Linked DNA regions of Homo sapiens: region 2 is linked to region 1. Evidence: read pairs that join two places in POLR2A ChIA-PET (ENCODE). Cell type or tissue: IMR-90. All regions are shown on one strand. Each heading gives the region's core, and the rest is flanking DNA. Links, peaks and the distances in the headings are about the cores only.

What was found. Peaks named below come from ENCODE experiments on the same cell type or tissue, not always from the same donor. Only the 100,000 strongest peaks of a DNase experiment are listed, where the experiment ranks them.
Region 2: POLR2A ChIA-PET joins it to region 1 with 5 read pairs; 4 of 35 experiments call an interaction of 5 or more read pairs at or near these places.

What each region holds. Positions count from the first base shown.
Region 1 is chr1:115,367,383-115,370,304 of GRCh38, reverse strand. NGF-AS1 (NGF antisense RNA 1) reads right to left here. Exons shown (of 2, transcript NR_157569.1): 2 at 2,233-2,922. Among named protein-coding and RNA genes, the nearest start is that of NGF, 31 kb to the right of the region's middle. In IMR-90, for the core only: no CTCF peak of the experiment used is centred there; no DNase peak of the experiment used is centred there.
Region 2 is chr1:115,167,415-115,170,336 of GRCh38, reverse strand. No RefSeq gene overlaps it. Among named protein-coding and RNA genes, the nearest start is that of LINC01765, 69 kb to the right of the region's middle. In IMR-90, for the core only: no CTCF peak of the experiment used is centred there; a DNase peak (open chromatin) is centred at 1,426; H3K27ac peaks cover 1,366 bases.

The sequences.
Region 1 (2,922 bases), core at 143-2,642:
GAGAGGCCCATGTGGCTGGGCTCAGTGGCTCACGCCTCTCATCCCAGCACTGTGGGAGGCCAAGGCGGGAGGATCACGAGGTCAGGAGATCGAAACCATCCTGGCTAACACGGTGAAACCCCATTTCTACTAAAACACAAAAAATTAGCCAGGCATGGTGGCATGCAACTGTAATTCCAGCTACTCAAGAGGCTAAGGCAGGAGAATCACTTGAACCTGGGAGGCAGAGGTTGCAGTGAGCTGAGATCGCGCCACTGCACTCCAGCCTGGGTGACAGAGCAAGACTCCATAAAAAAAAAAAAAACAGAGCCCCATGTACTACAGATCTGTTTATAATTTCCTAGCTTGTTGGCCTAAAGCACAGCTTGGGTTTCCAGGGACATAGAACAGGCCACTAACTGGTGGCTTGGTGACATTAAGTCTCTCCAACTACAAGTCACAACTTGCCTTCAGTCAGAGTTCTTGTTCTTTCCAATCAGCTCTCAGCATTTCTCTGCTCACAAAAGGAAAATCCCAATTTCTATGCTGGCAAAAAGTATATGAAGAGTCCACATTTGTTCAACAAACATTTATTAAACACCTACCATGTCCTGGCCTTGTGCTAGATAGTAAGGGCTCAGACTCAAATTATACCTCCTTCCAAATAAGTAGTAAGAACTTGGAGTTGGATAGAACCCCAAGATCTGTTTGGAATTTTGGCTTCGTTTTTTACTAGCTTTGTGACTTTGTGCTAGAAACAACTTCTCTAAGCTTTTTTTTTCCTCTCTCTAAAACATGGACAATAAGAGTGTTCATCTAATTAGGATCATGTGACTATTTAATGAATGGACATAGTGAGTTAGAACAGTGCCTAGCACATAATTAGATCTCATCAAATGTTAATTCTTCTCACTATTGTTATTCTCATCTTACAGGGAAGCTGAGAATGAGAGAAATGAAGTAATTTGTTAGTAAGAGCAAGAGCTAGAACAAACTAGGTCTACCTGAAACCATGCTATATCCTGTTTTTCCAACATTAACATGTTGGAAGGCCTAGATGTTTTCCATCTCTCCATTCCAACATCCACATGGCTGTTTCATCCTAAACCTGGTTCATATCGCAATTGTAGGATGGCTGATGTGGAAGTCAGGACTGTCATTCCTGGTTCCTGTCCACTGGGAGAAAAAGATTAAACCCATCCATGTGTCTGTCATTTGAGAGCAAGAAGAAACATTCACAGCAAACCCATCTTGCCATCACTTTGGTCAAAACCAGGTCACATGGCCACTGAGCCACTCATTTATAGGTGGGGTGGAAATGTCCTTGGAGTTTTGGGCCCCTTGGAATTTTCAGGGCACCTCCTTACTGATTTCCTTACTCACTTACTTACTTTATTTATATTCCTTATAACTTTTAAGACTGGAAAGATTTAAGTATGTTTAACTATCTGTAGTTCAAGCCGTGATCGATAATAGATTGTAACAGAGAAAGATGGTAAAAGTGATAGCATAAAGTTCCCATAAATGAGGAAGAGGATAGGAGCCAAAGCATTGGTGGGCAATGGGGAGAGTTGTTCTCAAGTGAGAGAAGGACCCCTCCTCCATTATAACAGGAGACACAGAGCAGATGGGTCCCCATCTAGGTAGGTGACTGGCCAACCTTGCTCCCTTCAGAGGTCTGAGTCAAAGCCACCCACAGCACACTTTTAGCTGAATCTACTTCCAAAGGGACAAGTTTTCGCTATCTAAGCAGGTGCGTAACCCACCAGAGGAAATTATTGAAAAGTGTGTCCTCACCCACAGTGCTAGCATTTTTAGCTGGGCTTTTTTTTTTTTTTTCAATCAAGATTTGACATTGAAGAATGTGTTCTAAGAAGCATAGAGTGTTTAGTTTCCTCTTTGGATAATGCGTCCTCCTCTAATCACTGATACCTCATGACAAGCTCTGGCTCTGCTTTGGACAAAGTGACCCAGAAAGCCACAGGCTTGTGGGTCAAGATAAATATGAAAGCTAAGAATACACCATCCACATTTATCAAAGTTCCGTTAAAGAAAGCAATTTCCTCCAAAATATTTATTATTTACTAAGGAAAAACAGTAATTTCACAGCAGAAAAAAACCTGGCAGACACCAATTAACCAATCTATTAAAGTTAATATCACCAGTAATGAGACATATTGACTTCATGTACTCCTTGATAGGATGAACTCAGAAGGGCACAGCCCTTTTGTGGTATTCATGATGATAATGCATTGCCATGATCTAAATATGTGAAAACATCAGACCAACTCAAATCAAAAGACATTCTACAAAAACTGACTTCAAAAGAACTGAGGTTGTGCAAATGTCCTTCGACAATTGAATGCCTAAACAAACTGGTCCATCAAACCATGGAGTACGACTTAGCAAGAAACATGAATGAATTATTGACCAATGCAACAACATGGATGGATCTCAAGAAAATTAGGCTGAGTGAAAAAAAGCCAATCTCAAGAGATTACATACTGTATAACTCTATTTATATGATATTCTTGAAATGACAAAACTATAGAGATAGAGAACAAATTAATGGCTGCCAGGGATTGGGAGCTGGGGATAAACGGAAATAGCTATAGAAGGGTAGCACTGGGGGTCCTTGTGATAGAACTGTTCTCTGGTAGTGGCCATATGAATCTACACATGTGATAAAACTGCACAGAACTGATACAAACAGACACACACACACACACACACACACACTGATACACACAGGTCCATGTGAAACTGGTGAAATCTGAAGAAGATCCATGTACCTCATCAATGTGAATTTCCAAGTTGTGATATTATGCCATAGTTATTGAGATGTTACCAATGGGGGAAACTAGGTGAGGAATATAGGGATCTCTCTGTATTATTTCCTGCAACTGCATGTGAATTTAAAGTTATCTCAAAATAAAAAGTTTT
Region 2 (2,922 bases), core at 131-2,630, 200 kb after region 1:
TTCAAGGTTTAAAGAGACAGGAAAAAATAGACTCCTAGAGAAGGCTTAGTGAGCCACTGATAAACTTCAAAATAAAAGTAAATGTATTGAGATTGCCTGAGGATGACTGATGGGCACAATTTGAAAGAAATGAAGAAACTCACTCTACCCACCCTCCTTATTCCACTGGGAATGGAAGAAGGAAAATCTCTGTGGAAGAAGATTGCAAGAACAGTATCCAGGGAAAAGGCAAGTCTGTTGTGGTAAGGAAGCAGAAAAAGGGCTTTAGGGAAAGGTTAAGGGGAATATGTCGTTAATAGAACTGGGGCTCCATGGGCTCAGGTGAAGCATCCCATTGAGGAGCAGCAAGGGTGGGAGTGGGCCTGAACTGGATAGAAAGAGAGGGAAGCAGGACTCACTCACAGGGGAGTAGAAAGCAGTTTTTAATGATTAAGGGATAAAGGAGGCTGAAAGTTGGAGATGCGCTAGAGATTCTTGTTTGTTATGGGAGGACAGAGCAAATACCAATTAAGTTCATTGAATTAACCTGCCCCTAAAATCTAAGTTAAATAAGTTAAATATTGATCCATTATCCACATCAACATCTCCAGGTCCTCTAAGATGATGTGCAAGACAAGGGCTGGCAGCAGAAGTCTCTTATAAGTCTCCCTTTGAGAGGTGGTCCTACAGTGAAGTTCAGGTCTCAGGAAAACAGTGGTACACATCCATACTCAAGGTGTTGAAAGGCCTGTATTTCTTTAAAATTTCTCTTCATCTTGTGTAGCAATTTGCCTTGTGTCTAACTTGGCATGGAGGAAAGATGATCCATTGGCTAGGGGTTAGAGGGCCTGAGAGTCCTAGTCCTAGCTCCACTCCTGATACACTAGATGACCTTAAAAAGCCATTAACTTTCCTGATACCATTTGTAAAGTGAGGGGCCTGAACCAGATGTTCCCTTAAGTCCCTTCCAGCACCAACATACTAAAAGCCTGAAAACACAAAACACTAAACCACGTCTAGGGATCATCTGGTCTAGTTCTTGGAAATTTAGTTTTTAAAAAAAAAAAAAAAAAAAAAAAAAAAAAAAAAAAAAGGAGAGAATTCCAGCTCCTATCTGTAACCTTCTGGAGACTTACTACCCATTGATAGAATTCCCTGTGGGAAATGTTTTGAAATAGTGGATAGTCTATAAAACGAAATTCTGGGGATTAATCTGCAATGAGGGCTGAAAATTTTCTGAGTGATTTTTCCCAAATGTATGAGAAATCTTTATCTAATTGAATGTGGAGCGTATTCTTTTCTGAAGCATCTTGTTTGCATTCTCAAAGCAGGGTTTGGTAGGAAAAAGAGCTTAGGCCAGATATTTTGCCACTTACTCATCAAGTTATTAGGGAAGATGCGCTGACAGCAACTAGTGAGTCACGTCGAGGTCATGTCATGTCTAAGTTTCAAACTATCTCCAAGTATTGCCACACACACATTCGCATATACCTCACCACCAGCACCATGAAACAGATTGTGAAAGAACTTCAGCCGCATCCATGAAGTGAAAGTGGGACTTTCTCCTGACCTCCACATCCCTGAGGAATCCGCTCTCACCACTGCGTACTTCTCTGATGGGAATCCTTGAGGTCATTTGGTCCCATCTTATACCTCGTAAACTCAGTATAACCTAACAGAAATGTCTCAACCTGTATCCCCAAACTTTACGTGAAAGAGACAGGGTAAAAAAAGACATGGAAACTTCCTTTGATTTCCAAATGCAGGAATTTTTATTACCCTGGAAAGGCACTTGGGGACTCTGAGTATTTTTATTTTTTCACAATGGCATTACCAGTAAAAATAAGAACACCTCCTACAGTGGTGCACTGTATATTTTCAATATTTTATATTTTTTAATCATTCAACATATATTGACAACTATGGTAGGTGGTAAGAGGGTATTCGGCGTCTATAAATTATCTATAATATAATGAAATAAATTATATAATTATGGTATATAAAAGGAGGATGTAATTAATTCTGCCTCGGGGTAGGGAAGTTGAGGAAGGTGAGTCTTAAATGATGAGTAAGAGTTGGAAGATGAGTAAGAACTAGCCAGAGGGTGAATGAGATTTGAAGGGCATTCAAGACTAAAGGGACAGGAAAATAAAAGGCAGATATGTGAGAGTTTATGAGGCATACTGGAGACCTACTAGCAGTCTATATGTGGCTAAAGCATAGTGTTCAATGCTAAAGGGGAGAGAATGGAGAGGTGGACGGGTAGATTTGGGCCTGCTTGTAAAGGCCTTAACCAACATACTGAGGACTACAGCTTTCATTCTTTAGGCAACAGGGAGGCAAAGATGACTGTGATCATGATCCAGTCTGTATTTTAGGAAGGTAATTCTGCTAGCAATGAAGAGAATGGATAAAGAGGGAGAGAAAGAAGGCAGAAAGAGGTCAAGATCTATTGCAATGGCTCAGGAGAAAAATGGCATATGTAAAAAAGATCATATTTTGCCATCATTATTTGTTTTTGTCTCCTTCTTTACCCCTCACACAGAGTTAAGTTTCTTGCACCCAAGTATCATGTCCTGTTCACCTTTGTATCCTAGCACAGAGCAGATTGCCTGTGCTACATAGTATAGGCATGCAATAAACACCATTCATAGGTGAATGCACAAAATGAGACATAAAAAGGGTAGTAGCAGTAGGGATATAAAGAAAGGGTAGATTCAAGAAATATTTTCTGAATTAGATTCTAAAGAATTTGGTCTAAGTAAAAGGGAAAATTCCAAAGTTCTGTATTGGGCAACTAAAATACAAGCATGGATCTTCAAAAACAGTTTTAATTTTCTTGGTTATTTTTTCGTTGAAAATAAAGTTTTCAACACTTTTTTCTTGCATTTAAAAATGCAAGAGTGGGAGCAGGTAAAGAAAGAAAGATAACAAGTTGAGTTA